2 separate regions of the Homo sapiens genome follow, and region 1 is linked to region 2. Evidence: chromatin loops called from intact Hi-C (ENCODE). Cell type or tissue: mammary epithelial cell. All regions are shown on one strand. Links, peaks and the distances in the headings refer to the core of each region. The heading gives the core; the rest is flanking DNA.

Region 1 (16,729 bases), core at 5,732-13,731, 130 kb after region 2:
TAACATCCAGAAGGGGAGGGGATGACATTACTTCCCATATTGCAAGGCGTGTTCACCCCCCTGTAAAATAGTCCATAACATCCAGAGGGGGAGGGGATGATATTGCTCCCCATATCGCAGGGGAATATTGTCCCCTGTGATATTGTCTGCAACATCCGGGGCAGGGGAGGATGATATTAATCCCCATATCACAGAATGTGCACACCCCCCTGTAACATTGTCGGTAACATTCAGAGGGGGAGGGGCTGATATTACTCCCCATATCGCAGGGGGTGTACAACTTCCTGTGATATTGTCCGTAATATCCAGGGGAAGAGAGGATGATGTTCCTCCCCATAAACAACCTGCGATATTGTCCATAATATCCAGGGAGGGAGAGGATGGTGTTATTTTCCATATTGCAGGGAATGTACACCCCACTGCGATACTGTCCGTAATAACCAGGGGTGGAGAGGATGATGTTACTCTTTATTTCACAAGGAATATACACCCCCCTGCGATATTGTCCGTAATAACCAGGGGTGGAGAGGATGATGTTACTCTTTATTTCACAAGGAATATACACCCCCCTGCGATATTGTCCGTAATAACCAGGGGTGGAGAGGATGATGTTACTCTTTATATCACAAGGAACATACACCCTCCTGCGATATTGTCCGTAATAACCAGGGGTGGAGAGGATGATGTTACTCTTTATATCACAAGGAACATACACCCTCCTGCGATGTTGTCCGTAATAACCAAGGGTGGAGAGGATGATGTTACTCTTTATATCACAAGGAACATACAACCCCCTGCGATATTGTTCGTAATATCCAGGAGGAGAGAGGATGATGTTACTCCCCATATCGCAGTGGGTGTACACACCCCTGCGAAATTGTTTGTAATATCCACGGGGGGAGGAGATGATGTTACTCCCCATATTGCCAGTAGTGTACATCCCCCTGCATATTGTTCATAATACTCAGGGGGAGAGAAAATGATATTACTCCACATATCGCAGGGGATGTACACACCCCTGCAATATTGTTCGTAATATTTGGGGGGGAGATGATGATATTACTCCCCATATCGGAGGGGGTGTATACCCCACTGCGATATTGTTAATAATATCCAGGGGGGAGATGATGTTATTCCCAATATCGTAAACACCCTTCGTGTACATTTTCTGTGACATTGTTTGTAATATCCAGGGTGGCAGAGGATGATATTCCTCCTAATATCGCAAGATTTATACACTCTCTTTTGATGTTGTTCGTAATATCCAGGAGAGGAGAGGGTGATATTACTCCAAATATCATAGGGGGATACAACCCCCTGTGATATTGTTCGCAATATTCAGGGGAGGAGAGGATATTACTCCCCAGATAGCAGGGAGGGTACACTCCCCTGGGATATTGTTCATAATTTTCAGGGGTGGGAGAGAATGATATTACTCCCAAAATCACAGGGGGTGTACACCCCCCTGTGATATTCTTTGTAATATCCAGGGGTGGAGAGTATGATATTACCCTCAATATCGCAGAAAGTGTACACCCCCTTTGTTATATTGTTCGTAATATCCGGGGCGGGGGGAGGAGACAATGATATTACTTCCAATATCGCAGGGGCTGTACACCCCCCTGTGATATTATTGCTAATATCCAGTGGGGGAGAAGATGATATTACTCCCAATATCACAGGGGGTGTACACCCTTCTGTGATAGTATTCGTAATATCTAGGTGGGGAGAGGATGATATTACCTCCAATATCGCAAGGCCTGTACACCCTCCTGTGATGTTGTTCATAATATCCAAGGGGGTAGAGGATGATATTATTCCCTGTATCGCAGGGGATGTGGACCCCCTGTGATATTGTTTGTAATATCCAGGAGGAAAGAGGATGATATTACTCCCAATATCGCAGGTGGTGTACACACCCCTGTGACATTATTCCTAATATCCAGCGGCAGGGGAAGGATGATATTACTCCCAATATTGAAAGAGGTGTACACACCTCTGTGATATTGTTCGTAATATCCAGGTGGGGAGAGGATGATATTACTCCCAATATTGCAGAAAGTGTACACCTCCCTGTGATATTGTTTGAAATACACAGACGGAGAGAAGATGATATTACTTCCCTGTGATATTGCTTGTAACATGCAAAAGGGAAGAGGATGATACTACTCCCCATATCGCATGGGGTGTACATTCACCTTTGACATTGTTCGTAATACCCGAGGGGGAGGATAATATTACTCCCAATATCGCAGCAGGTGTACACACCCAGTGATATTATTCGTAATATCTAGGGGAAAGAGAATAATATTACTCCCAATATCGCAGGGGGTGTACATTCTCCTGTGATATTGTTCATAATATCCAGGGTGGGAGAGGATGATACTACTCCCAATATCGCAGAGGGTGTACACCCAACTCTGATATTGTTCGTAATGTCAAGTGGGGAGAGGATGATATTACTTCCAATATCACAGAGGGTGTGCACTCCCATGTGATATTGTTCATAATACCCGGGAGGAGGAGAGGATGATATTACTGTCAATATCCAATATCACAGGGGGGGAACACCCCACTGTGATATTGTTTGTATTATCCAGAGGGGGAGAGGATGATATTACTTTCAATATCGCAGATGGTGTATGCCCCTTTGTGATAGTGTTCATAATATACAGGGGGGGGAAGAATGATATTACTCCCAATATCACAGGGGGTGTACACACCTTTTGTGATATTGTTTATAATAGCCAAGGTGGGAGAGGATGATATACGAACAATATCGCAGGAAGTGCACACCCCCCTGTGATATTCTTCGTAATATCCAGGGGGTAACAGGATGATATTACTCCCAATATTGCAGGGGGTTTACACTCTTCTGTGATTTTTTTTAATGTCCTGGGGGGAGAGAATGATATTACTGTTAATGTCACAGGCGGTGTACACCCTTTTTGGTGATATTGTTCCTAATATCGAGGGGGGGAGAGGATGATATTACTCCCAATATCGTAGGTTGTGTACACACAGCCTGTGATATTGTTCCTAATAGCCAAAGCGGGAGAGGATAATATTACTTTCAATATCGCAGGGGATGTACACTTACAGAGTGATATTGCTCCTAATATCCAGGCCAAAAGAGGATATTACTCTTGATATCGCAGAGGGGGACACTCCCCTGCAATATAGGGAGTAATATCATCCTCTCCCCCCGGAAATTATGAACAATATCACAGGTGGGTGTACACACCCTGCGATATTGGGGGTAATATCATTTTCTTTCCACCAGGATATTACACACAATATCACAGAAGGGTTTACATCCCCCTGCGATATTGGGAGTAATATCATCCTCTCTCCCCTCTCTAGATATTAGCAACAATATCACAGGTGGGTGTACACCTGCTGTGATATTGGGAGTAATATCATCCTTTTCACCCCCTGGATATTAGGAACAATATCACAAGGGGTGTGTACACCCCCTGTGATATTTGGAGTAATATCATGCTCTCCCCCTCCCCGGATACTACAAACAATATCACAGGGGAGTGTACACACCCTGAGATATTGGGAGTAATATCATCCTCTCCTCTCCTGAATATTATGAACTATATTGCAGAATGGTGTACACCCCCTGTAATATTGTGAGCAATATTATCTTCTCCCTCCCTGGATATTATAAACAATATTACAGGGGGTGTACAACCCCTGAGATATTGGGAGTAATATCATTTCCCCCCCAGTGGATATTATAAACAATATCACGGAGGTTTGGGCCCCCTGGGATATTGAAAATAATATCATCCTTCCACCCCCTGAAAATTATGAACAATATCACAGGAGAGTGTACACTCCCTGCGATATGGGAAGTAATATCATTTTCTCCTCCTCTGGATATTAGGAACAGTATAACAGGAGGGTTTACACATCCTGCCATATTGGGAGTAATATGCTCTGCCACCCTGGATATTACAAACAGTATCACAGAGGATGTACACACAGAATGTTTACGATACTGGGAGTAATATCTCCCCCCCATCCGGACATTACAAACAATATCGTAGCGGGTGTACACCCCCCTCGATATGAAAAGGAACATCATCTCCTTTCCCTGTGGATATTATGAACAATATCACAGGGGTGTGTATACCCCCTTTGATATGGGGAGTAAAATCATCCTCTCCCCCCTTGGATATTATGAACAATATCGCAGTGGCATGTAGATTTCCTGTGACATGAAGAGTAATATCGTCCTCTCGCCCCCTGGTTATTACGGACAATATCACAGGGGGGTGAACGCTCCCTATGATGTGAAGAGTAACATCATCCCTTCCCCCCTGGATATTATGGACAATATCGTAGGGGGGTGTACAACCCCTGGGATATGGGGAGCAACATCATTTTCTCCCTCCCCGGATGTTACCAACAATATCACAGGGGGGTGTACACTCCCTGGGATATTGGGGGTAATATCATCCTCTTTTCCCCTGGATATTACGAACAATTTCACCGGGTGGAGTACACCTTCTATGATATTGGGAGTAATATTATCCTCTCCCCTTATGGAAATTGCGAACAGCATCCCGGAAGGTGTACATTCCCTGCGATGTTCGGAGTAATATCATCCTCTCCTCACTGGATATTTGGAACAATATAAAAGGGGGTATACACCCCCTGCAATAGTTGGAATAATATCATCCTCACTCCCCTTGGATATTATGAACCATATCACAGGGGGGTGTACGCCCCCTGCGATACTGAGAGTAATATCATCCTCTACCATTCTGGACATTATGACGTATATCACAGGGGGGTGTACACCCCCTATGATATTGGGAGTAATATCATCGTCTTCCCCGTGGATATTAGGAACAATATCACAGGAGGGTGTACACCGTTTGTGATATTGGTAATAATATCATCCTCTCCCCCTTCAGGATATTATGAACAATATCACAGGGGGGTGTACACCCACTGCGATATTGGGAGTAATATCATCCTCTCCTTCCCTGAAAATTACAAAGAATATCATGGGGTAGGGTGTACACCTTCTGCGATATTGGGATTAGTATCTTCCTCTCTCTCCCTGCTTATTACGAACAATATAACAGGAGGTTGTACACCCCCTGCGATATTGTGAGTAATATCATCCTCTCCCTTCCTGGATATTACGAACAACTTCACAGGGGGATGTACACCCCTTGCGATATTAGTAGTAATATCATCCTCCCTCCCGGATATTCCCAACAATATCAGAAGGGTGTGTACACCACCTTGATAGTGGGTGTAATATCTTCCTCTCCCCATTTTATTACTACAAACAACATCACAGGGGGGTGTACACCCCCTGCAATATTGGAAGTAGTATCAATTGGAAGTGAACAACCCTTGCGATATTGAGAGTAATATCATCCTAACCCCTTGTGGATATTACAAACAATATCACTGGGGGGTGTTCACACAGCATGTTTCCGATATTGGGATTAATATCATCCTTTCCTCCCCTGGATATTACGAACAATATCACAGGGGCCTGTACACCCCCTGGGATATTGGGAGCAATATCATCATCTCTCCCCATGGATATTACAAATAATGTTACAGGGGGATGTACACCCCTGTGATATTCGGAATAATATTGTCCTCTCCCTCTCTGGATATTATGAGCAATGTCACAGGGGGCTGTACACCCTTTGCGATATTGGGAGTAATATTATTTTCTCCCCTTCTGGATATTACGAACGATATCACAAGAAGGTGTACACCCCCTGCGATATTGTTGAGTAATGTCATCCTCTCCCCACCCCGGATATTGCGAACAATATGACAAAGTTGTACACTCCCTGGGATATTGGGAGTAATATCATCCTCTTCTCCCCTGGATATTATGAACAATGTCACGGGGGGTGTACACCCCTAGCGATATTGGGAGTAGTATCATCCTCTCTTCCCTTGAATAACGCGAACAATATCAGAGGGGAGTGTTCATCCCGGGTGATATTGGGAGTAATATTATCCGTTCCCTTCCTGAAAAATATGAACAATATCACAGAAGGTGTACACCCCTGCGATATTGGGAGTAACATCATCCTTTCCCACCCTGAGTATTATGAACAATATCACAGGGGGGTGCACACCCCACTCGATATTGGGAGTAATATCACCCTCTTCCTCCTAGATATTACGAACAATATCACATAGGGGTGTACACCCTCTGTGATATTAAGTGTAATATTATACTCTTCCCCCTTGGATATTATGAACAATATCCCAGAGGGGTGTACACCTCCTGCGATATGGGGTGTAATAGCATCCTCTCCCCTTTTGGATATTATGAAAAATATCACAGGGGGGTGTACAACCCCTGTGATATTGGGAGCAACATAATTCTTTCCCCCCTGGATATTTCAAAAATATCACAAGGGGATGTACACCCCTTATGATGTTTGTAGTAATATCATCCTCTCTCCCCTGGATATTACGAACAATATCACAGGAGGGTGTACACTCCCTGGGATATTGGGAGTAATATCATCCTCTTTCCCCCTGTATATTACGAACAATATCACAGGGGCGTGTACACCCCCTGCGTATTGAAAGTAATATCATTCACTTCCCCCCTGGATATTGTATATCATATCACAGGGGCGTGTACACCCTCTGCTACATTGGGAGAAATATCATCGTCTCCTCCCGTGGATATTATGAGCAATATCATAGGGGAATGTACCCCGCCTGCGATATTGGGAGTAATATCCTCTCCCACCCTGAATATTACAAACAATATCATAAGGGGGTGTACATCCCCTGCGATATTGGGAGTAATATCCTTTTCCACCCTGAATATCATGAACAATATTATAGGAGAATGTACACCACCTGCGATATTAAGAGTAATATCATCCTTTCCCCCCATGGATATTACAAACAATATCACAGTGTTGTGTACACCCCCTGTGATATTGGGAATAATTTTATCCTCTCCCCCCGCTCGATATTATGAAAAATATCACAGGAAGGTGTACATTCTCTGTGATATTGGCAGTTATATCATCCTCTGTTCTAGTTAATATTACGAAGACTATCACAGGGGTATGTACACCTCCTGAGATATTGGGAGTAATATCATCCTATCTCCCCCTGGAAATTAGGAACCATATCACAGGGGAATGTACATACCCTGCAATATTGGGAGTAGCATCATCTTACCCTCCCCTGCTCTTTACAAATAGTATCACAAGGGGCTGTACACCCTCTGCAATATTGAGAGTAATATCATCCTCTCTTCCCCTGGATATTACGAACAATACAGCAGGGGGTGTACACACAGGGTTTTTATGATATTGGGAGTAATATCATTCTCTCCCCACCCTGGATATTTCGAACAGTATCACAGGGGTTGTACACTCCCTGCGACATTGGGAGTAACATCATCCTCTCCTTCTCTTGATATTACGAACAATATCACAGCAGAGTGTACATCCCCTGCGATATTGGCAGAAATATCAACCTCTCCCTCTCTGGATATTACCAGCAATATCATAGGGGGTTGTACACCCCCTTCAACACTGGGAGTTATATCATCCTCTCCTCCCACTGGATATTATGAAAAATATTACAGAAGGCGTACACACAGGGTGTTTACGATATTGGGAGTAATATCATCTTCCCCCTCCCTGAATATTATGAACAATATCACGGGATGGGGTACATCCCCTGTGATATTGAGAGTAATGTCACCCTCTCCCTTCCTGGATATTATAAACAATATCACAGGGGGGTGCACACCCCTCCTATATAGGGAGTAATGTTATCCTCTCCCCCTCCCTGGATATTTCGAACAATATCACAAGGGGAATGTACTCACCCTGCGATATGGAGACTAATGTCATCCTCTCCCTCCCTGGATATTATGAATAATATCACAGGGGGGTGTGCACTCTCTGTGCTCTGGGGAGTAATGTCATTCTCTCCCCTATAAACTAAAATTTTGTTCTCTTTACCTAAGCCCAGAGCTTCCTATCACGTCAGTATCTATGTTATGAAGAAAAGGAGACTTAGGTGAGATGTTTTTATTTATCACAACTGCTGCATCAATTGCCTAGGACCTCAACAGCTTCATGAAAGTCTGGGAAATGTTCATGCATAAGGTTATTGCCTTAGCTGACTTCAAATTGCTCCATACAATGGTACATATAAACCCTTAGTGAAGCCTTTTAAAAAACAAACAGGTTGAAAAATGGGTTAAAGTAGGCAAATACAGCATCTGCCTTTAGGGCTATCAACTGAGGAATTCTCTCAATTATGAAATCTTGCAGAGAAGTTATTTTCTTTCTCAAAATCCAGGTGATGAAATATTTCTTACTCCAGATCTGGCATTTTTTCATCATCACTGTCTTGTGAATCATCACCTGCTTCATCTACTTCTGGTAAATCTACATCCTCATCCCCACCCATGTTGTTCATCATCTCGGAGAAACGATCAAAATTAGACCTGTCTTCATCTGAACCATCTTCCCAGTCTTTCCAATGATTGAAGTCCATACTAAGCCAGTTAAGCTTTGCCCTTTCTTTTGTTAACCTTGGCCATGACTGGCCAGATTCTCCTTTTCGTAAACAACATAAAATTGATCTGTCCGTTCTTTTATGCTTGGAATCATTTGGATCAATAGAGTAAAAAAGACCAATTTCATTTAAATGCTTAAAATTATCACTTCCTCCAAGACAACTGAATGTAAGTTTGGATTTTTCAAAATTTACATTAACATCCTTATTGTCTTCAACACAAGATTCAGTGAAGACACAGTCCCTTCGATCGTACCACTTTGCAAAAGCAGGCTGCATTGTGAATGCGGCAGGGGGACGGGCGAACGGGTGGGCGGGCGGCTGTCTGGCGGCGGCTGCTCTCCGGTGGGGACTCCGCGTTTTCTCCCTGGTCGCCGCTGCCTCTTCTCGCTCCCCTCAGGCGACGGCGGCAGCTACAGCTGCTTCTTTATACGTTTTTCTGCTTAGATCAGGGAAAACTGGCTGGATTAAATTAGCCACAGGAGGGCTCCACTGCAGTTTCTGGAAAAGAAAATTCTGCAGTCATACTTTCTGGTACACAGTTGTATCTGTGCAGTCTTCAATCGGCCACGCCTATTTATAAACGTGAAAGATGAAGCCAGGGTGGCCGGGCACGATGGCTCGTGCCTACAATCCCAGCTCTTTGGAATGCCGAGGCGGGAGGATCACTTCAGGTCAGGAGTTCGAGAACAGCCTGGCCAACATGGTGAAACCCCTGTCTCAACCAAAAAATACAAAGATTAGCCGGGCGTTAGTGGTGCCCGCCTGTGATCCCAGCTACTGGGGAGGCTGAGGCAGAAGGATCCCTTGAACCCCAGAGAAGGAGATTGCAGTGAACTGAGATAGCGCCACTGCACTCCAGCCATGGCAAAAAGAATGAAACTCCGTCTCAAAAGAAAAAAAAGAAGCCAGGGCAGGCAACTCAGGTACCTTTTGGACGTCCATTAACAAAAATTCGAGAGAACTTTCTGGAAACCTAGAGTATATTTCTGTGGGAAAAACACAAAATTGAGACTTGAAATGATAAGCTCTGATTTGTTCATTTTTTTAATCTTAAACATTTAAAGTTTCACAGCAACAGCTTATATTCAGGGTATGCAATTTATAGGTAGCTAATGCATGAAAAATATGATTACAGTTTTGTATTACCCATTATTTTTCTCTTGTCAACCACAAAGAATTTCATTATTATCTAATCTGTGGCCCAGATGCTGCCTGTCTTTGTTTCATCTATAACAGCATTTCCTATCATGTGGCTACAGGATAATAATTGTGATTACAAAAAGAAAAAAGTACAGGAACTCACAGGTGAAACAGAGCTGAACACAACTTTTACAGAACTCATCAGCTCCTCACTGTAAATCTCCTAGATTGGCCTCTCATGTACCTTTTTTTTTTTTCCTTTTTTCCTTGAAACATTTGCTGCTCTTTTTAGAAATCACAAACAGGGTTTCAAAAGTTATTTAAAAAAAAAAAGCCTGAAGAAAGAATCCAAAATTTGAGACCATACCTATTCTAAGAAGTGGTGAAAACCACATGGAAAAATATCAAGTAGTTTGTGTCTAATGCTTTCAGAATTCCCTCTTGTACTTTACTCACAGGAGAAGTTATAGGAACCCCTACAGGAATTACAATGACAGGGCCAGACCCAGGAACAGCCTGCACACTCGAGTTTTGAAGTTTTAACTCATTCTCTCTCCAGCTGTCTCACACTTGTTGTTTGTTGTTTTGTTCGTTTCTTTCTAATTTAGAAAAAAAAAAAGTAGTAGTCAGGGAGTCTAGTCAAATACATCGGAGTTGGGGGGAATTATTAGATACCCAAATCTTAGTGATGCATTTGACTATTTTTCGGGATGAAAAGCATATATGGGTAGACATTGGCTTGGAGGGGAAATGGTGACACAGGAGAGATGAAGGAGCAGCACTTTGAAGTTGATTTTTGAAGAAAAACCATTAGTTTTCATCATTGTATAAGGACATCACTCTATGAATCATAGCAATAGGCAATTTGCAATTTAAAAAATAAATAAAAAGGCATCCTTGTGGCTAAATGGCAGTTTAGATTACAGTTCCTAAGGCCCACTGAAAATCATAAGCTACTGTCTTTCCTGAGCACATAAATGAATTTTTCTTCCATTTTGACAGCTCTATCCCTCCAGGTCATCCAGCTATTTTATCCCTTAATATTGGCTACTCTTCCTCCTCTCTCAGACGTCTCACTTTTTGCACCCAGCCCCCAAACACACTAAAAGATTAAACTCAAGCAGCCTTCCCTATTGGGAAACCTTTTTTTTTTTTTTTTTGAGACAGAGTCTTTGCTCTGTCGCTCAGGCTGGAGTGCGGTGGTGCCATCAATCTCGGCTCACTGCGACCTCTGCCTCCCGGCTTCAAGCGATTCTCCTGCCTCAGCCTCCTGAGTAGCTGGGATTACAGGGACACACCACCATGCCTGGCTAATTTTTGTATTTTTAGTAGAGACTGGGTTTCACCATGTTGGCCAGGCTAGTCTCAAACTCCTGGGCTCAAGTGATCCACCTGCCTCAGCCTCCCAAAAGTGCTGGGATTACAGGTGTGAGCCACTGTGCCCAGCCCCCTACTGGAGACTTTTGATGGGCATTTTTATTTATCTAATTACGGAAAAGGAAAGTAACAAAAATGAACTGTGCAGATAGAGACTCTCCTCATATAGGAGTTGTTAGATCAAATCCTGCTTCCAAAATAAAGAAATAAAGAGGTGAAATGAAGACAGGGTTGAGCTGAAGAAAATTTCATGCAGTTAGCACTAGGGGAAGTGGGAGAACATAGATGGAAGCAGCACCTACTGGATGTGCTCTTTTGTGAAAGGTGCTTAATGGCTGCTCACTTTGGAGATGACTGAGTCCAAACTGCCTCATCTAATTCTTCAAGTCATCTTCCATCTGCCTGTTAAGCAGTAACAGGCCTCCTGAGATTATTCCCTTATGTCAAAATGGGATGTCATGTTAATCCACACCATGACCATTTTGTATCTTTCTTCCCTTTGTTTTCCAGTTTATAACACTTTCCACCTCTACCTCTCATTCTGGAAAATTCTCCCATGCTCTAGACTTGAATCTCTGATACTTCACCTCCCACTTATGTGAACTTGGGCGTGTTACTTGATATTGCTATGCTTCAATTTTCTTATGTGTAACTGCAGATAATAATAGTCCCTACCTCATAAAGTTGTTACAGAGATTAAGTAATAATATGCATGTAAAACATCGATTGAGCTATTATTACACAGCCTTTAAGATTCAAGTTCAAATCCCCCTTCCAGGCCGGGTGCAGTTGCTCACCTCTGTAATCTCAGCATTTTGGGAGGCCAAGGTGGGCGGATTACCTGAGGTCAGGAGTTCGAGACCAGTCCGGCCAATAGGGCGAAACCCTGTCTCTACTATAAATACAAAAATTAGCAGGGTGTGGTGGCGGGTGCCTGTAATCTCAGCTACTCAGGAGGCTGAGGCAGGAGCATCACTTGAATCCTGGAGGTGGAGGTTGCAGCGAGCCGAGATCGAGCCACTGCACTCCAGCCTGGGTGACAGAGCAAGACACCATCTCAAAAAAACAAAACAAAACAAAAACAAAAAACCAAATCCCACTTCTTCGTAAAGTCATCTCCAATACTCCCCAATGGAAAGGGCAGTTTCCTTCGCTGATTTATTGTAGCACTTACTGTCCTCACGGACAACAAGGCCCTTAGCATACATGGTCTTGTGGTCTAATTGTGTACATCTTTTCTCATCTGAACTACAGGGAAATTTTTTGGATGGTAGGGAGTGTGTCTTCTTGCAGTATCTAGCACAGTGTTCAGCATACAGCAGATATTTAATAAATAATTATTAAATCAAAAAGTCAAATGGATATTTTAATGAATTGGTTGAATGAATCAATGATTTAGGGGGTCAAAGCCAGTTTTGCAACTCTTAATTCATTGCCCACATGAAAGGCATAAAAGTGTCTGGCATCAATTAGAATGGCTGAAGAGGATTTTTGGAGAATTCAGTCCCTGGGAACCAGAAGCACCTAAGTGAGGGGGTGTCCAGTTGTGGGAGTGGAAGGCCAGAAATGAGAGAGAGAAGCCACAAGCCTCCTGTTCCTGTGCAGACCTTAGCTGAGAGGGAAGACTTTAACTTTTAATGAAGATTACAGTTTTACTTATTGCACTAGACTGGACATATTCATCACTGAACCGAGACTAATTTTTAATGATGACATCATCGGAAGACTTTTTGTTATTTGACAGTGACTAAGAGCTAAGTGATTCATCTTAGTTTTTATCTGAACAGTAGAGGAAGAACCAGCCCAAAAGATGGATTCGAATGGCCAAGTGAGAAAACAACATTGTCTCCTCATTTCATCTCAGGAGCCCCACTGTTAATGCAATGGTGTCATGAGGTTGATTTAGTGTCTGCGGATCCTGGCCTGTTGGACAGCAGGCAGGAATGCCTGGAATGCCAGGCAGAGGTAGAAGTGTTTGTAGGGAGAGGAATAAAACTATCAAAGGGAAGCAGAGGTCATGAAATGATGACCTGCTCCTGGCAGAAAGGGGACCCTGCCACGTAGCCATCAGCTCACTCCCATCCACCTTTGTTTTGTTTTTTGAGACAGAGTCTTTCTCTGCTGCCCAGGCTGGAGTACAGTGGCGTGATCTTGGCTCACCACAACCTCCGTCTCCTGGGTTCAAGCAAATCTCATGCCACAGCCTTGGTTAGCTTGAGTAGCTGTGATTACAGGTGCACACCACCACATCCAGCTAATTTTTGTATTTTTAGTAGAGATGAGGTTTCGCTATGTTGGCCAGGCTGGTCTCGAACTCTTGGCCTCATGTGACCCACCTGCCTTGGCCTCCCAAAGTGCTGGGATTACAGGTGTGAGCCACTGCACCCGACCCCATCCAACTGTTTTGATTGCTGCACAGATGTGGATGCTTCTGCTGGTCATCATCTCTGCTTCTCTCCCTCTAGAGGCCTCTCATCTCCCCCTGCAAAACTGCCAACCTGAGTTACTGCCCAGTTTTTCTTCTTGGGCCCCACAGCACAAGCTGAGAGTATGCACCTGGATTTACTAGGCTCTCAGGAGAGTTCTGATTCTTTCAAATGTCCATTAGATTGTTTGTTTTTAATGTTTCTATTGGGATGCAATTGTCAGTTGTGCTTCTGCACAAACAGAACCCCTTTTATTCCATGGGATATTTTCAGAGAAGTCATCGCGCAGTATCTTTCACAGAACGAATTGCTCTTATAACCGGTTTGCTTACAGGACACACCTGCAGCTGGCAAGCCTTGAGAGTTTACCATTTATAGAAGCTGCACCTGAGATCCATTTGGACTGCTGCTTGCAAATTATTACATGTGAAATTATGAACTCTAACTTAAGCGTTCCTTGGAATTGTCTTAGGAAGAGAAAGATGCATTTTGATGGCTGGGGAAGGTAGGAACCAAGTAGACTTGTTTTCTTTTTGTTTTTTTCTGTGTTTTTTTTTTTTTTTTTTTTGAGACAGAGTCTTGCTCTGTTGCCCAGCCTGGAGTGCAGTGGTGTGATGTCGGCTCACTTCTACCTCCATCTCCTGGGTTCAAGTGATTCTCCTGCCTCCTGAGTAGCTGAGATTACAGGCATGTGCCACCACACCTGGCTAGTTTTTGTATTTTTAGTAGAGACGGGGTTTCACCATCTTGGCCAGGCTTTTCTTGAACTCCTGATCTCATGATCCATCCCCGTCAGCCTCCCAAAGTGCTGGGATTACAGGCGTGAGCCACCATGCCCAGCCAGACTTGTTTATTTTTAATGCCCAGGGACTTGGGGTAATAAAAAATCAGGTTTGGCTATAGCATCATAACAGCAACTGGTCCCTTGGCCACATGTAGAAAATAAACTGGGATGTTTGTTTTGTCACCTGTCTGCCTTTCCCCTCCTCTGTGCCTTATTGCCGCTTCCCACTGCCTCCCATCAGTCCCCACTGTAGAGTCCTGCCACAGTTTGTACATTCTGCATAGTTGGCCCCTATTTTGGACTTTTCTGCCCTTTTATGATAACTAACTAGTGCTAAGAGAAGAGCTAGGAAATCTGACATATAAGTCAAGTTATAAGCGGATGTTAATGGCTGAATGCATGATGTTTGGGGCTCAAGAGAATTGTTTTTAAATTGCACTGAGGTTGGGCACAGTGCCTCACACCTGTAATCCCAGCACTTTGGAAGGCTGAAGTGGAAGAATAGCCCAGGAGTTTGAGATTAGCCTGGGCCACAAAGCGAGAACCCCATCTCTACAAAAATTTTAAAAATTAGCCTGGCATAATGGTGTGTGTCTGTAGTCCCAGCTACTCAGGAGACTGAGGCGGGAGGATCGCTTGAGCCCAGGAGTTTGAGGCTGTAGTGAGCTATGACTGCACCACTGCAGTCTGAATGACAGAGTGATACTCTGTCTCAAAAAAAAAATTTTTTTTGCTAGGAAAAATAAACTTTGGAAGATGCCTGTTTAGTAAAGGTCTCAGCTAGAATCAGTACACCAAGAAATTTATTCTTACTGGGTATTTGACTGGAAGAGAGTCGTTTCTGTGCACATGTTGTTGGTGGAGGGGAGAGGGTCTGAGGGAAAAATAGGAATGCCAAGGGATGAATTGACATTTGTTAAGCAGTAGCGTTTCAGTGCACAGATTCTACTGCCAGAGGGCCTGGGGTCATGTCCCAGTTCTACCACATAGCAGCTGGTGGCAACTTCAGACAAGTTGCTTAATCTCCTGTACCCAAATTTCATTTCCAAAATGGGGATGTTAGTAGCTCAATGCCTCTCAGGGGTGTTTTGAGTTAATTTATGTAGTCTACTTAGCATATACATGGCACATATGTGCTACATAAGCATCAGCTATTAATACTCCTAAGTGTTTCTGCAGCCCACTTGGATGAACTCCTTTCTGAGCCAGGTAAGAAGAGGGGCTGCAGGAGGGACTCTGTGAGACCCAGGGACATGGGAGCACTGTGTTTATTCCTAATAGAAAAAGTATGACCCAGAGAAAGGAAAAGAACATTGATATGGTTTGGTTGTGTCCCCACTCAAATCTTAACTTGAATTGTATCTCCCAGAATTCCCGCATGTTCTGTGAGGGATCCAGGGGGAGGTAATTGAATTATGGGGGCTGGTCTCTCCCGTGCTATCTTGTGATAGCGAATAAGTCTCACGAGATCTGATGGGTTTATCAGGGGTTTCCGCTTTTGCTTCTTTCTCTCATTTTCTCTTGCTGCCACGATGTTAAGAAGTGCCTTTCTCCTCCTGCCATGATTCTGAGGCCTCCCCAGCCATGTGGAACTGTAAGTCTAATTAAACCTCTTTTTCTTCCCAGTCTCTGGTATGTCTTTATGAGCAGCATGAAAACGGACTAATACAAATGTTCTGCACCAGGCTTTAGAACCTCCAGGGTTTCTGTCTTTGGGAACCTCAGGAGACAGTGCAGATTTCATGGAGAGACAGAGACTAGCACCAATACTGTTGGTAAGGCAACTAGTGCCCATGAGAGTAAGTGAAATGGAAGAACATGAGAGGCGTGTTTTGTGCACATAGGAGCCATCTCCTAGGACTCTTAGAAATACTTAAGGGGGACTCTTCATGGGACCAAGCCCTGTATTGTAAGAGGAATAATAGGAATGTGTTTAACCTGAGTTATAATCTGATAGGACCTATCAGTATGCAAAAGCTAGCAAGGCTAGTCATACAAATACAAGAGATCTTATTAAATCTGTTGACTCGGAGGAAGTCTCCTTGGGCCTCTTGCTTGCATTTCTTTTCTTGCTAGCTGTTTTTTTCTTTTTTCTTCCTCCTTCCTTGTCTGCAAAGTTGTTTCCTGAATGTCTAGGTTTTAAACATATTTTGGTTTCATCCATGGAAACCAGAAACCAGGCTGGGGAGCTATTTACTTCTTGCCGTTCTACTCGGGGTTTGGAATTCTTTCTTGTGGATGCTGTCTCAAAGCTACCTTTCTTGCTCTCCATGTGCAATATTACTCATTAATAAAATCATGGAAAATGCTGACACGGATATCCTCAGGAAAACCAAGATAGCACTGGAGCAAGGACTGAAGCCCCTGTGCTTGCTGATGATGTAATATACTTGAGCAGGTGCCATCTCAATGTTAGATAAGCGTGAAAAGACCTGGCCAT
Region 2 (16,729 bases), core at 3,327-11,326:
ACTAACCACTTGATATTGTCACACTTTTAATTTTGTCAGTGTGCTAGCTATGTATGGATTTTGATTGTGGTTTAAATTTGCATTTTCTTTGTAGTCAAAGAGATGTAGCATCTTTTCATGTCTATTTGGAAATCCTTTTCAGAGTACCAGTTTGGGTCATTTACTCATTTTTCTATTGGAGTGTCTATCTTACAGATTTGTAGAAGTTCTTTATTTTCTAGACACAAACTTTTTGTTGGATAAATGTGTTACAGCTATCTTCTATGGAGTGCATTTCACTCTTCTAATGGACAAATTATGAACAAATATTCTTAGTTGTAATGTGGTCCTATGTGTTAATCTTTTGCTTTATGGCCAAGGCTTTTTGTGTCTTAATTTTAAAAAACGTCCCTACCCTGATGTTATGAAGACATTTTTCTATATTATTTTGTAAGAGCTTTGCCGTTTACATTTAGTTGTGTAGTCATCTGATTTGTATATGTGTGTGTGTGTGTATGTGTTAGAGTGTATTCATTTTTTTCTCATATAGATAGTGTGTTAGTCTGTTTTGCATTGCTGTAAAGGAATACTTGAGGCCGGACAATTTATAAAGAAAAGAGGTTGGCTGGGTGCGGTGGCTCAAGCCTGTAATCCCTGCACTTTGGGAGGCCCATGTGGGTGGATCACCTGAGGTCAAGAATTAGAAACCAGCCTGGCCAATATGATAAAACCCTGTCTCTACTAAAAATACAAAAAATTAGTCAGGCGTGGTGGTGGGCGCCTGTAATCCCACCTACTCAGGAGGCTGAGGCAGGAGAATCACTTGAACCCGGAGGGTGGAGGTTGCAGTGAGCCTAGATCATGCCACCGCATTCCAGGCTGGGTGACAGAGTGAGACTCCGTCTCAAAAAAAAAAAAAAAAAAAAAGGAAAGAAAAGAGGTCGTGCAGGCTGTATAGGAAGCATAGTGCTGGCATTTGCTTCTGTCTGGTGAGGGCCTCAGGAAGCTTCCAATCATGATAGAAGCTGAAGTGGAAGCAGGCGTGTCACATGGTGAGAGAGGCAGCATGAGAGAGATGCCAGGCTCCTTTAAACAACCAGCTTTGTTGTGAACTAACAGAGCAAGAACTCACTCATTATCATGGTGAGGGCACCAAGCCATTCATGAAGGGTCCACCTCCATGAAACAAACACCCACTAAGCCCACTTCTAACACTGGAAATCGCATTTCAACATGAGATTTGGAGGGGACAAAACAACCAAACCATATCAGATAGCCAGTTGTCCCAACATCAATTACTAGAAAACAATTTTTTACCCACTCTTGTACAGTGCCACCTCTGATACATATATGAAGGGCTCATTATATATAGGAGGGCCTATTTCTAGACTCCCCATTTTGTACTATTGGTTTTTCATCCTGATAATGGTTGTGTGTCTTTTTCTTCTCTTTTTCCCAATTCTTCTCCGTCTCCTTTCCTTTCTCCTATTCCCTCCTCTCCTTCCCTCCTCCTTTCCCTTCTTCCTCTCTCTTGTTCTCCTTTCTCTCCCCTTGCCCTCCCCCATCTTAATCTGTGTCACTGTAGATTTATCAATAGTTAGTTTTTCCAATGAATTGGTTTGCCTTTTTTGTTCTTTTCTATTATGTATTTCTTTTCTGTTTCATTAATTTCTGATCTTCTACTTTCTTTGAGTTTATTTTGATGAGTTTTTTTTCTAATTTCTTGAACTGGATGGTTAGCTCCTCAGTTAACTTGCCTTTAAGTGCATTTAAAGCTATAAATTTTTTTTCAGATACTGTTTTATTTCTATGCCATATGCCTTTTTTATTATCACTATTTAAAAATCATTTTTAACGTTTATAATGAGTCTACTTTGGGCTATAGGTTATTTAGAAGTTCAGTTTATAATTTCCAACACATGAGGAATTTCTGGCTGTTTTTAATTATTTATAACATTATTGCATCGCGGTCCGGGAATATGCATTATGTAATTACAGTGTGTTGAAATTTTTTGCAACTTGCATTGTGGCCCAGAAAAAAAGTCAACTTTTGTAAATGTTCCATGTATGCTATAAGAATACATAATGTGAAGTTTTCAGTTATGGTGTTCTCTCCATGTCCATTAGGTAAAGTTTGTTAATCTATGAAAATACTCTGTTTCTTTACTGATTATTCTCCTTGTTTGTTTCTATTAAGTATTTTAAAAATTTTCACTGTATTTGCACATTTATCTACTGCTTCTTGTCATTCTGTCAATTTTTGCTTTATATACTTTGATCTTATGTTATTAGGTTATATCTTCCTGGTGAATTGAACCACTTTTATTTTTTAAATAACTCTATTTCTAATTATAGTTTTTTATCTTACAATCTACTTTGATATTAATATAACTCCCAATATTCTTTGGATTAGAGTTTGCATATTATACTGTTTTTATCCTCTTTACTTTCAGTCTTTCTGCATCTGTTTGTTTTGTTGAAACTCTTGAACTGTATAGTTGAACTTTCAAATCCAATTAGGTAGCATTTATTTTCTAATTGGAACATTTAGTTTGGTTCCACTTAAGGTAAATAGTGGCATATTTGGATTTAAATATTTCTAAAATTTAGAACTCTTAAAATCTTTTTTTGCTTAGTCTTTATATTAGCTTATGTTCATGCCTGAATATTTGAGAAACTCCTTCAAAAGGAATTGTTTAGGCATTAAAACAGGTTTGCCGGTTTTGGTTCTGATTTTGAAAAATTGATCATCGTGTGATGTTTTTTGTTTTTGTTTCTAAGATGGGGTCTTGCTCTATTGCCCAGGCCAAAGTGCAGTAGTGCAATCATGACTCATTGCAGCCTTGACCTCCAGGGCCCAAGTGATCCTCCTACTTCAGCCTCCTGCGTAGCTAGGACCGCAGGCATGTGCCACTATGTCCAGCTCATTTTTATAAATTTTTTGTAGAGACGGGAATCTGGGAATCTCCCTATGTTACCCAGTCTGGTCTTGAACTCCTGGCTTCAAGTGATCCTCCTGCCTCAGCCTCCAGAGTGCAGGGATTATAGGCATGAGCCGCCATGCCTGGGCCAATTGTGTGATGTCTGTGAAAGCAAACTCTTCATATTTTTATTCCTGTGATATGTTATTTGGGTAACCGGATAGCTATATTGGAAACTAAAACTTCTTATGTTTATGAGGTATGAATATTATAAAACCATTTTGTTTTTTCCATTTATTTTCTGGCTTGTCAGTTTTAAGAATTTCCACCTCTTCTTTCTTTAGGGCTTCAATAACTTTACAACTAATTGTGTAGTTTATTGATTGTCCCCCAGAAAAGCTTTGCTGTATCTTTTTTTTTTTTCTCTGATGCATTTTGATTCGGAGAATGACTGACAATGCAAGTTAAGGTTTAGTGCCATATAGTGTGTCCAAATGTAAACTTAAAGCAGCCTGTATTAGTCCCTTCTCATGATGCTATAAAGAAATACGTGAGACTGGGTAATTTATAAAGAAAAGAGATGTAATTGGCTCACAGTTCTGCACGCTGTACGCGAAGCATAGCGTCTTCTGGGGAGGCCTCAGGAAACTTACATTCATGGCGGAAGATGAAGGAGAAGCTAGCATGTCTTACATGGCCAGAGCAAAAGCAAGGAGGGCAGTGAGGGAGGTGCTACACACTTTTAAAGAACCAGATCTCATGAGTACTCTATAATGAGATAGCACCAAGTGGATGGTGCTAAACCTTTCATGTAGGCTCCACACCATGATCCAGTTACCTCCCTCCAGGCCCCGCCTCCAACATTGGGGATTACAATGCAACATGAGATTTGGGTGAGGATACAGATCCAAACCATATTACAACCATACTGATGGATTGTAAACTACAGTTTTTAACCTGCTTCTATTAATTAGAGGGGTAAAGGTTGTAATTTTTTATTAATGTTTATCTCATGTAAGTGGTTTTATTTATAAGCATTCTTTTAAAAATCTTTTTGGCTTGGTGCAGTGGACAGTGTTGGGTGGGCCTGGACAACGTTGTAAGACCTATCTCTACAAAAAAAGAAATTAAAAAATTAGCCAGGCATGGTGGCACACACGTGTGTATTCCCTGCTATTGGGGAGGCTGAGGTGAGAGGATCACTTGAGCTAGGGGGTCGAAGCTTCAGTGAGCTATGATCATGCCACTGTACTACAGCCTGGACGTTGGAGTGAGACCCTGTCTCTAAAATAATAAATACAAATAAAAAATCTTTTCATTATGGAAGAAATTTTAAAACATGGAAACATATGGAGAAGAATATTGTGTACCTTTTCATCCTGGTCACTTACTTTAATTAATTATCAATTCATAGCCAATTTTGTTTCATTTCTACTCCCTCAATTATGTTGTAATCTGAAACATTGTGTCATTTATATAGGTAGGTAGATATACATGTATATTGTGTATTTCTAAAAGATTAAGATTCTTTTAAAGGTCATTATTTTAAAATATGAATAATTCCTTAAAATCAAATATCTTGTGTTTCCCATTTCCCCAATTGTTTCTTAAAAAATTGTATTGCTGTATCTTTTAAGTCTTTTTAAAAAAAATTCTGTAGGTTTCCCTCTCTCCCTTTTTCCTTACTAAATTGTATTTGTTGAAGAAAACAGGTCATTTGTTTCCTAGTTTGGTTTTTTCCTGATTACATTTTTGAGCTATAATTTAACATGTTTCTCTGCTCCTGTATTTTCTATAAGTTGGTAGATTTAAAGGCAAAAAATTGTTTAAAATTTATTTTTATTGTTTTAAAATTTAAGTACTTCTAATATTGTAGATTTCTCAGATCATTACTGTTACAAGGGGCGGCTTAAAGGTAGAACTCTTAAAATATTATTATCATCTATTCTGCCTTCCTGGTTTGTAGATACAGAGACATCCCAGAGAGGTTGTGATTTATCCAGATTTCCACATCAAGTTGAGATTACAGTGGAGGGTGCGTTCGAAAGTAAAAATAACTTCTCCTTTTGAATTTTGATGGCTTCATGTGTGCTACTTGTGATTTTGGTTCTTTAGAATTCATCCTGAGCATTTTTCCAGAGCTATGCCTAGGAATTCTTGAATTTGTCTTCTGCTCTCTCTCTATCTGGGCTCCACCCTGACTGTAATTCAGTTTGTTAATATGGTAATAAAAAGTCTCTATCAAAGTCCTCTTATGTGTCAAAGTCCTCTTTTGCCACATCTTCCAGTCTACCTTGTGCTTTTCTAAATTGTGATTGGACTTAACCTGTGTACTGATTCTTTTACTTTAAGAAAGTGGCAGTTGTGGACCCCATAAACACAAGAGATGTGTTTACTTCTGAAGTTTTAAAGATTTTTAGGTTTATTATTACAAAAGTAATATATTTGTTTAAACAGTGTGGAATTATATAAACACTGAATGTACTCCTCAACCTCTCTACCTTATGTCTCAGTGATAACAATTGCTAAGGGCTTGATGTGTTTTATTCTAAACTTAATTCTATACAAATATAATTATATAGATATATATTATATATACACACAATTGTTTATCTTTAAAAATAATTCAAATATGGCTACAAAACTTTTACAATATGAAGCATTGTCAGTATTTATTTTACCGGGAGGATTTCCCCCATCAGTGAGTGCTGACTGTCATTTTCATTCTTTATGATCAAGTTGTAGATCAGGAAAAACAAGTTAAGAGAGTGCCTACAAATACCGGGAAAACTTGTGGATAGATTTTCATTTTTTATGTAAAGACATATAAGAACATGAATGGTATAAAAACAAAATCCTTTATAAATGCCATACAATTATATATTTAGAAAAATTATATGGTGGTAAAACATATAAAAGAACCACACACTCCCAAATTTACATTGAGCTAATTTAGTACAGTTAGCCTTTGTCAAAGCTTTCCTTGTTTAAAAAAACTATTGGCTCAGTGTGCAGGAAGGAGCATAGGAGAAAAAATTGCCAAGAATATTTGAAAAATACAGAAAATAAAGAAAAAAATCACCTACTATCCTATCAAAAATTTTAATAGCTAGAATCAGGATAAGATAGAATATTCCTGTGGCAGTAATTCTAGTCTATATTCCTTTCCTGGAACCCTGTCTCCCAAATTTCAGGTGAGATTTTATAAGAAGCTCTGTTTATCTGAGATTTAAAATATAAAAACTTGATTTAACCTATACAGTTTTTTAAAAAGACCCTAAATAAGTAAAATTTAGTACTCCACAAATTGAAGAGAATTTCTCTCTTCTCTTTACTGCCCTCTGAGTTTTCTCTTTCCTTCTCTCACCTCCAATTTTCATGTAAACACTTTCAGTTCGAGTGGACCTTAGAGATTGTCTCATTCAATACTTTAGGAAAACAAATTTTATAGAACCCTTGAGTTCTGTGGAATTGCTTCTAATGAACAACACCTTTTGTTGTTGTTGTTGTTTAGTGACACTGTGTAACAGGCATTTCAGGAGGAGAATCTCCCAGTCTAGAGGAATCCTCTCAGAGGTAGCTATAAAATATTGAACTCTGATCTTCAATAAGCATTGTGCGGTTTTTGTTTTTGTTTTTAATGACAGTTTTAAACAAGAAAGTTGCTTTATTTCTGAACTTCATAAAAATTTCTATTAAAGAGACAATTTCTGAATTTTATAACAATTTCTAGAACAGTTGAGTACCTCACTTTGAGACACATTTTTGCTAAAAGTTAAAAACACAAAACCCTTATGAGATAAAATAGGAAGCTAGTAGAGATAGGAAAGCCCTCTGCTTAGTAAACCTCTTTTTTGCGTAGTTTAGACACATACAATAGTAAAGTTACTTAGTACGTTGATAGTTTTCTTTCTCCTCAAAAGCTACAATGTCTTACTAGCTAGTTCCTTCAAGAAAGGAAACAAGAAGCCGCTGGAGGAGATTGGTGAGTGGGATAAAACACTATTCAACTCTTCAGTTATTCGGTTTTTAAATCCTCAATGAAAGGCTGCTGTATTATAGAGTATTTTTTTTTTATTTTTAATAGACTTAGAACCAAGTTTCTTGAGAAACCTTTGGCATATTGTAGTTTTTTTATGGCTATGACTCACATGACATTACTGTATAAAACTAGTACATTCTCTCGTAAAACCACACAAACTTACTAGAGTGCTGCTCTCATTTTTCTACATTAGAAATGAAAAAGGGCATTGTCTGCATTCAAAATTTCCTTTTTACATCTCTGTATTACTTTTTCCCCTTTATATTTATCTTAAAACCAAAAGAAATAATGTTTCTATTGTTTTACTGTAGTTACCACTGATGCTACCGAAGCTGTATTGTGAGTGTTTCAAAATTCTCAAACCAGTTTTGTGTGTTGTACTTGGAGCTTAGTCATTGTCATACGTAGCAGGACCTGATTAAGAAGGCTGTGCCGCCTCTAAGCCTTGCTAGATTGTAGCCACTAGCAACCAGGCTGCAATAATTTCCCTTTGATGACATCATCCACTGTGGAAGAACCCAGTTGCTTCAGCGAGTCGAACTACAGTTTTAACCTCATCAAATATGGCATCTCCCTTGCTTGCTGCAGCAGGGATGGAAGAAATGTCACTTTCTTTTTAAGCTAGCAAGCTTTTTCTTTTTCTTTTTCTTCTTCTATTTAAAAATTCTAATCATGGATGCTTCTTCCGACCCTTATTTGCCTTATGACGGGGGAGGAGACAGTATTCCCCTGAGGGAATTACATAAAAGAGGTAATACTATCCCCTTGCTGTGAATTCTCTGTTGGTATGTTTTGCATGCGGCTGGGCGGTCCTCTAGCTTAAACTGGTTCTCGTTTGTCCTTTAAATACTGCAGTACGTTGTTTAGTTGCCCTGGGTTGTTAGTAAGGGGAAAATGCAACCTTCTGAATGGTTGTGTAGCCATCCCTGATTGTTTTCTCTGTGCAGATTAGTACTGCTTCAGATCACGTCGGGCTCCGACTCCATCTTCTGCATGAAAATCTTCTTTCTAACTCTGAAAATGAATTAATCTGCTTTTACAGCCAACTAAAGTCGTGTTGGTTGGCATCTAAAAAGTAATGTTTTTCTTCCTTCAGAAAACTTACATTTCCTTTAATTTACACAGAGAAATCAGGTGCCTATGTACCATTATATTTTAGCTGCTGCCAATTACCATGTAGATTTTACACCACAAAGTAAATTTATAGCAAAAGCTTTACCTACATTTTAGAACATTTTAAAATGATAGTAAAGATGAATAATTTCTATATTAATACTTTTTATTTAATATGTATTTCGGCTGAGTAACATACTACATTGTCTTCCACAGGTATCTTGTGAAATTTGATATGATAAAACACATTTGACTAAATGTCAGAAAAAATAATATTGGTTTGTGAAAAGCAGAAGAGCACCCAGCATGCCTGTAAATCTTTTGGCAGGCACTTCCTCAGTCTCCTTAAAATTAATTGCATGTTAATTACTACCCTTTTTTTCATTTTTGTTTAATTGCTTATTCGAAAAACAGACTGGTCGACATTTGTTGTCCTAGAAAAAAATTGAACTTCAAGAAAAATCTCTTAGCTTATGTGACTTCATTTTTGAGCCACATTAGTTTGAATTACTGCATGATATTATAAACTCACCTTATGATTTAACCCAAACTTTTATTTGTAAGTATATAAGGAAGTAATAATGTTTTTCTAATATAATTAGCCTGCTTTATTTAAAATATACTTTGTGTTCTGATAACACTTTTTTTTTAGTATTAAGTTCCACTATAATTTAAACATTATAATGTATTCAACAAATGTCTGTTGGTTGCATTGTGTCTGCTACACACTATTTTAGGGTCTGAACAGTTGTAGCATTATTTATCTTGCAGTATTCTGTAGTTAGTAAAAACTTGCTTTTTACATTTTGAGAAAAGCTGTGTAAGGATCATGTTACATACATTGTGCTTTCTCTTACAGAGTTACCTTCTTAATAAAATTTTGATATATGTGTATATGTATATGTTAGAACATTTGGAAGAAATATCTAAAAGCATAAAGAAGAAAATAATTTCTTGTAATCACACCACCCAGAGCTTTTTAAATTTTTTTTCTTAATGTTACGATCATAAATTCTTCTATTTCCTATGTTCTGATTATCAGTTTTCTGGTAAGGAGTTCTTTAAACAGGAAGCAAGGTGAATGAATAGTGACTGTTCAAATGTCACATTATTTGCTAATCAGTAATTAAACTGTAAAACAAGACAGACTGTATTTTCCTCATGCTATTACAACATTTGGTTGTTAATGATGATAGATCAGAATACCTGGGCTTCAGAAATTTAAATTCCTTTTGTGAAGCTTAACAGTCTTTGACAGAACTTACTTATGGACTGTCTTAGTGTAAAATATGCAAATAATAAGAAATAAGTCAAAACTTATGTGAGAGTAGGCATGGTTACTGATATTACCTAAACGTAAGCTTTTTATTTCTATTATACTTTCATAAATAATCCTTTAAGAATCTTGCTTAGGATCTAAATCAGTCCCACTCTTGGCAGCTCAAATAGGTTCTTTATCCCTTGATGAGACTTATTCTATTAATATAAGTCATTGTTATTTGAAAGTAACATTGTGTATGTGTAGTAGAGATAAGTCAGTTATTAGGCTTTCGTGACTGTACTGTATTACCTCAAACATACTGTAGTATCCTAGTGTCTATGCGTAAGATGTTATTTTTTGTCCATAATTTATGACCTGTTGTAGCCATGGGTCAACACAATGGAATTGATGGAGACAGGCAGCTAACAAATCGAAAAAACTGAATCAGCTTCCCTGTGAGGAAGAACAAAACTATAATGATTAAAATTGATCTTCAGCCTGATAGTGAAGAGGCAGATAAAGTATAAAATTGTGAAGGATATCAATAAAGTAAACATGGATCTGTTTAGTAAATCCCTGAGTGCTATAGCCAAGGATTACCTTTGTTGAGTAAATTGAATTTAATACTACTTTTCAAGGCGAGATGGTAAATGGTGAAGCTTCCTATTTAAGTAAATAATGTCAAGTCTGGAAGTATAAGTAGATTCAAATTAGAATTAGTTTGATATACTATTGATAGATTAGAAATTAAGATGACATTTCAGAAATAGCCATCTTTAGGGGTAGATTTCCTATATAGAAACAATCAAGCTCTCTCAAAATGTCTCTTCCTTTTTTATCAGGAAAAAAGACTTGGCTTATCTGGACTGTTAGTTTTACACTTTTTCTTCTTAATTTGTTCAAGATGTTTAAGTAGTTTTAGAGGTCAAATTTCTTTCTTCTACCAACCCTTTATAATGGATTTGATCTTTTGGGCCTGAGCCTCCATTTACTCCATGAGGGGCCTTTAACAATTATTTAAATATTTAATTGTTTCATTCAGAGTGAGCATATATGTGTGTGTGTGTGTGTGTGTGTGTATATATATGTGTGTGTGTGCGTATATGTGTATATATATATATACATATACACACACATATGGCACTCCTAGGTGCTGTGGAGAATTATAAAAATAGTAATATTAATAATAGTTAATATTTATTAGAATTTCCTGTTAGCTGGATACTGTCCTAAGTGGGTTTTTTTGTTGTTGTTGTTGTTGTTGTTGTTGTTGTTTTCTTAAGAGAGAGGTATCACTTTTTCACCCAGGCTGGAGTGCAGTGGAGTGATTATAGCAAATGCAGCCTTGAACTACTGGGCTTAGATCCTCCGTCTCACCCTCCTTGGTACCTGGGACTGCAGGCTTGCAACACCTTGCCTGGCTAATTTAAAAAACAAAATTTTTTTTTTTTTTAGGGAGAGTCTCACTATGTTGTCCAGGCTGGTCTCCAACTCCTGGGCTCAAGCAACCCTCCTGCCTTGGCCTCCCAAGTAGCTGAGATTACAGGTGCGAGCCACTGTGCCTGGCTTGTTCTAAGTGCTTTATGTGTATGAAATTATTTAAATCCTCATCACAAGTTTATGAAGTAGGTACTGTTATAATCCCCATTTTCTAGTTGACAAGACTGAGGTAAGGAATTGTTAAGGAAAAGTCAGAATTCCATCCAGATATTTGGCTCATACTTTAATCATGAGGCTAAACTGCTTCTCTCTACACGTATCTTCATAGTAACTTGTGTTTTAAGTCTGGTAGAAGCATAAGAAGTTTAAACACAGACAGAATCCTGTGGAAGTTAGTAAATTTCTAGTGAACGATAGAAATGATAGAAATCTCTTCTTCCCCCAAAGTCCCAAGAACAGATTAGTCTGCTTTTGACAAGTGTTATCAAAGTAGACTGTTCTCACATACACAGGGGACTCAATAGGGCATTCCTGGTGGATATAATAAAATGAGTAAATGCGATAACAGGAGGAAATGCCTAGTGTGTTGCTCTTGGATTAGTTTTGATACAACAAAGGCAGCTTTGTTGTGAGTCAGTAGAGAGGGTAGTGTAGAAAGGTGGAAGTTGGAAGAGTGGCAGATCCTAGAGGACTAATGATGGGCTTAAACCACAAAAAGTGTCGCTTTGCCATTGAAATAAAAGTTTGGGGTCTTATTTTTTCAAGTTTCTCCCTGAAATTATTTCTTGACATTCATTAGCTCAGCAGTGTATCTAAATAAAGCTTTTTTGGGTTTCTATTATAATAGAGGTTTGTTCCTTTTTCTTCCCTTTGAAAAGTATCATTTTTTGCACATTATTTGAAAATCCAGGTGTTATATGATATTCTTATTGCCAGAGGGACATTCTGCAGGCTCTTTGTAAAATGATTTTAGGATTCAGATACTTATTATATTTTTATTGGCCCTAATATTTTATCCAACTAGAAAATTAAACCTCTTCTTAAAAATTAATCCATCTAAGTGTCTGTAAATTAAAGGAACAACTAAAGATTCTTTATTTGGTGTCAGAAACTCCTTGTTTCTACAACAGTAGTATAAAACAAAGCCTGTTTTTAAATGTACTTTTCCCACAGTATCTGAATTTCAAATCTTCAATAAAATCTGGTTCATATTACTACCTCTAGCTTGATTTTCTAAAAATAGCTGACACTTTAGTATGGTTAATTTTATGCCATCTCATGGCTTGTCAGAAATGCTTTGTATCAAGATTTCCGAGTGTGAACAGATTTCCTGCCGCATTGATTAAGTTTGTAATTTTGGCTATTTTCCCAGCATCGAGGTTTCTGCTTTGCGTTTATGCAGGAGACTGGTAGTTTAAATTGAACTTTAAGGTTTTGTTTCTTGTTTTTAAGTTAACATATGTTTAATTTCTAGTTTCTTTGTAGCCCTTTGCAACTTTAATTAGGTCATAAAATGGATTTACTCTAGTTTCTCTAACAAATTTTATAAATTTATGAAATATGAAATTTAGCAAATTTTATAAACCTTTTTATTCATGTATTGTACAGCTCATCATATTTGCAGACATAATAATTGAATGTGGAACTTGTTTCCAATTACACAGATGTCTTAATATCCACCTTATCATCTCTAACTAAGGATGTGGCTTTTTATTTTGAGGTGGCAACAGAACAGAAAAGAAAACAGTGAATTGAGTAATGGGCTTAGTATTGCTGCTGCCTGGTTGTGTATCTTTGGTAAACTTCTTTGAGATTTGGCATTAACTTGCAAGTCTTTGCAGTTTAGACAGTTAAATATGACTGAATGGCTGAACAAATTTTAATAGCGTATGCTTCTTTTTTGCTATTTATTTACCCAGTAGACATTTAATTGACCACCTGCTAAATGTGAGGCACTATTCTTGCCATTACCTTTTTAATCTTTGATTTGGAGTCTGCTAACATTCTGGAACTTCCACTATCAACTTAGAACGTTTACTTTCCCATCCCTTACCAGGATGGCCATTTCTTATCAGTAGGGTCACAGAGAGAGAAAAAAAAAAACCATCTGGGGCTAGACTTCCTGCTCTTAACATACAGAAGCAAATAGGTTGTGAAGGAATACATAGTATTTTGGATTTCTGCCTCTTCCTTCCATAATTTTTTTAAAAAGGTTCATATGTTTTATGTGTGTCTTATGTAACAGTAATCTGCATTATGAACTTAAATGACGAGGATCACCATTTCACATCTTTGGAGATTGATCACAGAGGTAATAAGTAACTCTTTTTAAATAACTATATGCATCATTTTTCATGTAAAACTATTATTTGGATAAACCCCTTTGAGAAAAGGCTTAGGCTCCTGCCAGTGTCACTGTGATATTTACTAATAAGCTCAGTTTAAGGCGCAGCAATTAAGGTTGTGTTGTTTTTTTTTTTTTAAGTTCAGTTCAGCAAATATATGTGGAAAGCTTGTGGGTAAAATTATATTTGTATTTTTGGGAAAGCAGACAATTTTATTAATGCCTATATTTTTCTAGTTCAGTGTTTGTCAAACTTCAAGTTTTAACATGTTGATCATGAAACCAGTTGACTTGTGACCAGTATTTTAAAAGGAAAGATTAAAAAAACAAAATAAAATATCAGTATATACCAAGTAGTAAGAGTAAGCATTGTTTACTAAACTTTGGTTTTATTTAAGTACATATCTATATACTATGTCAGTGAGAAACATTTCTCCACTTCATGTTTGAAAAACATTTCAAAAGCTAAGAAAAAGTTTGAAAACCTGTTTGTAAGTACACCTGGGGTAAAGGTACACCCTGTGGCATAAGATGTCGGGAACAACTGAGGGTAAGAATGGGGATGCATTACTATCGTAAACTTCTGCTAAAGCATAAGGATGTGAGTGCTGGGAGCAAAGCAGTGCTCACCACTTCTGCAATTTTCTATTGCAGCATTTTAAATAATATGGGAAAAAGTGGACTGCAACCAAAGGCAAAGAGGGATGGTGATGGTGAAGGGTAAGATTGTATTTATTGTCCAAAGGCTAAGTGCATATACATATGTGTTTGGGAGAAGGCATCACGTAATAGTTCTTAACCTACTCTGAGAGAAGGTTGTCCACATTTCTTAAAGTATACATGTAAACCAACAATGAAATTATTTTAGTGACTTGAGAATCAAAGTGCTAGAGTTTGAATCCCTGTTCTACTACTTGCTAGCGGTGTGACCTTGGGCCTGTTTAACTCTTGACACCTTGTTTTCCAAATTTATAAAGTGGAGATAATAATATCTGTCACATTGTGTTGTTGTGAGGATTATATGAACTAATATATGTAATGTCCTGAGAACAATGTCTGGTACACATTAAGTTAATTAAAATTAGCTGTTCTTACTGTTATTATTAGACATGAGCTAGATAACAGTGGCCTCTACATGGGAAAGATTATTTTAATTCTGATGTAGTTCAGTTTATCTATTTTTTTTATTTTTGTCCCTTTTGCATTGATGTCATATCTAAAAAACCTGCCTAACTCAGGATCACAAAAATTTACTCCTGTATTTTATAATTTTAGCTCTTTAGATCTAGGATCCATTTTTAGCTAATTTTTATATATGGTGTGAGGTAGGGGTACGGTTTCATTCTTTTGCACGTGAATAGCCAGTTGTCCCAGCATCATTTATTCAAAAGACTATTCTTTCCTCACTAGAAAAAATATTTCTTTAAAGAATAATGAATCCTTTTTTTTTTCTTTTTAACCGCTGTTACTCAGTTGGAAAAAGAATAATGAATAATTTTAAGTAATTTTCCTACAGGTAAATTTAAGTCTTTATGTTTAGATTACACATATTAGGAAATAATGGATTTGTATTCCATAGGTATGCTTGATCTTTATAAAGTTCCCTGTCTCTGGAAAAACTAAAATAAGGCAAAACAATCTTCTTAGTAGAGTTATTTTTACAAGAAAGTTGCAAGCCAGTTTTAGTTCATCGATTGGATAATTTTTCCTGCTTGCTGGAGGTATTTCAGTATTGGTAATACCTGAACTATGAGATGCATGAATGATGCATTTTAGGAATTTGTTTCTGTGTCCATACCAGGCATAATGAATTAAGTTATCTGTTAAAAATACAGGATTTTTGCTCAATATACAGTTGTAGAAGAACTCATTGTCCAAATTTTTAAGACTTTTTTTTCTTTTTTTTTTTGAGATGGATCTCGCTCTGTCGCCCAGGTTGGAGTGCAGTGGCACAACCTCCACTCACTGCAACCTCCACCTCCAGGGTTCAAGTGATTCTGCTGCCTCAGCTTCCCGAGTAGCTGGGACTACAGGCATATGCCACTATGCCCGCCTGATTTTTTTTAGTAGAGATGGGGTTTCACCATATTGGCCAGGCTGCTCTTGAACTCCTGACCTCGTGATCCACCTGCCTCAGCCTCCCAAAGTTCTGAGATTACAGGTGTGAGCCACCGCGCCCGGCCAGACATTTTTTTTTTTTTTTTTTTTTTTGCTGTCTTTGTCATATTGTTAGTCTTTTGGTTAAGCGATATTATAACTTAGTCATATGAGTAATATAATGCAACATGCTGAATTGTGTGTGTGAGAGGGGGTTGTTTTTTGTTTGTTATTTGTTTTTTAAATAGAGATGAGATCTCACTGTGTTTCCCAGGCTCCCTTGAACTCCTGGGCTCAGATGATATAGCCTCCTGCCACAGCGTCCTGATTAGCTGGGACTACAGGTGTGCACCACTACACGTGGCTTTCCTGATGAAATTTTAAATACCCAAATATTTGAGCAGAAATAATAGCTTGTGTTTATTGTTTTTCTACTATCTGTCAAGTATAGTATTAAATGTTTTACATAATTTGTCTCCAGTCCACATACAATACTCTAGTAGAAGTGGGTAACAAAACCAAGGTACTCAAAGAGGTTAATAAGTAACTTGCGCTGGATCACAGAACTAACGGGAGGCAGGGCTGGAATTTGACTCTAGGTCTTTCTGACCTCAAAGTGCAGTAAAGTCATGGAATTTCTCTACTAGGCCACCTGGAAGAAAAGTGATCTTTTTTCCAGTCTTTTTTGTTACTGTTTTTCAGCCAGGAGATAGTAGAGTTAGGTAGTAGAATAGTAGTCACTGGCATCCGGTAGTCAGCCCTCCAAAAAAGTTTTTGATTTTTTTTTTTTTTTGTCTTAAACTTGGAAGCTACTAACTTTCAGGTCATACTTTCTTATCATCCAAGAGCTGGATATTTAGGTAGCAGAAACTATGGAATTATCCTAAGTCCTCTTGAAGCTTCAGCTGTTAAAATTAATTGGTTCTGATTAACACTGTGCTCAAGATTTACATTTCTAGGAGCCACAGTTTGATTGGTCTAACTTGGATCTATGTGTTTTCTTTAGCTGGGGAGGAGAAGGTATCTTGATTGATACCTTCACCAGGACTGCATGCAGTGAGGGACAGAAGTTTCCTTAAAATAATTGGGTTCTGTTATAGGAAGAAGGGGAAGGAGATACCAAGTGGGCAAAACAATCAGGTTCTATTACATAAATAATAAACCTAATGTGACGATAATAAATGGATAATATGATTATTTTAAGTTTGGAAATATACCTGGTTATTAGTATTGGATATCTGGTAGTGGGGTTGGAGAAAAAGTCGAGAATAAGAAAAGACTTAAAATCGTAAAAATTAACTGGAAAAGAGGATGGCTGAGCAGATACATATATGTTAGATAATGTTCATAATGGCAAACCAACCTGAAGATTTGTTTAAATTGTAGTATGTAGCCAGGTGTGGTGGTGCTTGCCTGCAGTCCCAACTACTTGGGAGGCTGAGGCAGGATGATTGCTTGAGCCTAGGTTTGAGGCTACAGTGAGCTATGTTTCCACCACTGCTTTCCAGCCTAGGTGGCAGAGCAAGACCCCA

The links. Peaks named below come from ENCODE experiments on the same cell type or tissue, not always from the same donor. Only the 100,000 strongest peaks of a DNase experiment are listed, where the experiment ranks them.
Region 1: a loop joins it to region 2, with 4 times the contacts of the local background. A loop is called at or near these places in 2 of 110 quality-filtered maps.

The regions. Positions count from the first base shown.
Region 1 is chr4:169,782,865-169,799,593 of GRCh38, forward strand. It overlaps the pseudogene PTGES3P3. Among named protein-coding and RNA genes, the nearest start is that of HPF1, 33 kb to the left of the region's middle. In mammary epithelial cell, for the core only: a CTCF peak has its summit at 9,042 (motif pointing right); DNase peaks (open chromatin) are centred at 8,397, 9,067 and 12,817; H3K4me3 peaks cover 657 bases.
Region 2 is chr4:169,652,756-169,669,484 of GRCh38, forward strand. The region is part of intron 2 of CLCN3 (chloride voltage-gated channel 3); the gene reads left to right. Among named protein-coding and RNA genes, the nearest start is that of CLCN3, 41 kb to the left of the region's middle. RefSeq lists enhancers at 7,423-8,295, 7,478-7,577 and silencers at 7,878-7,937, 11,183-11,477. In mammary epithelial cell, for the core only: no CTCF peak of the experiment used is centred there; a DNase peak (open chromatin) is centred at 7,386; H3K4me3 peaks cover 1,302 bases; H3K27ac peaks cover 3,391 bases.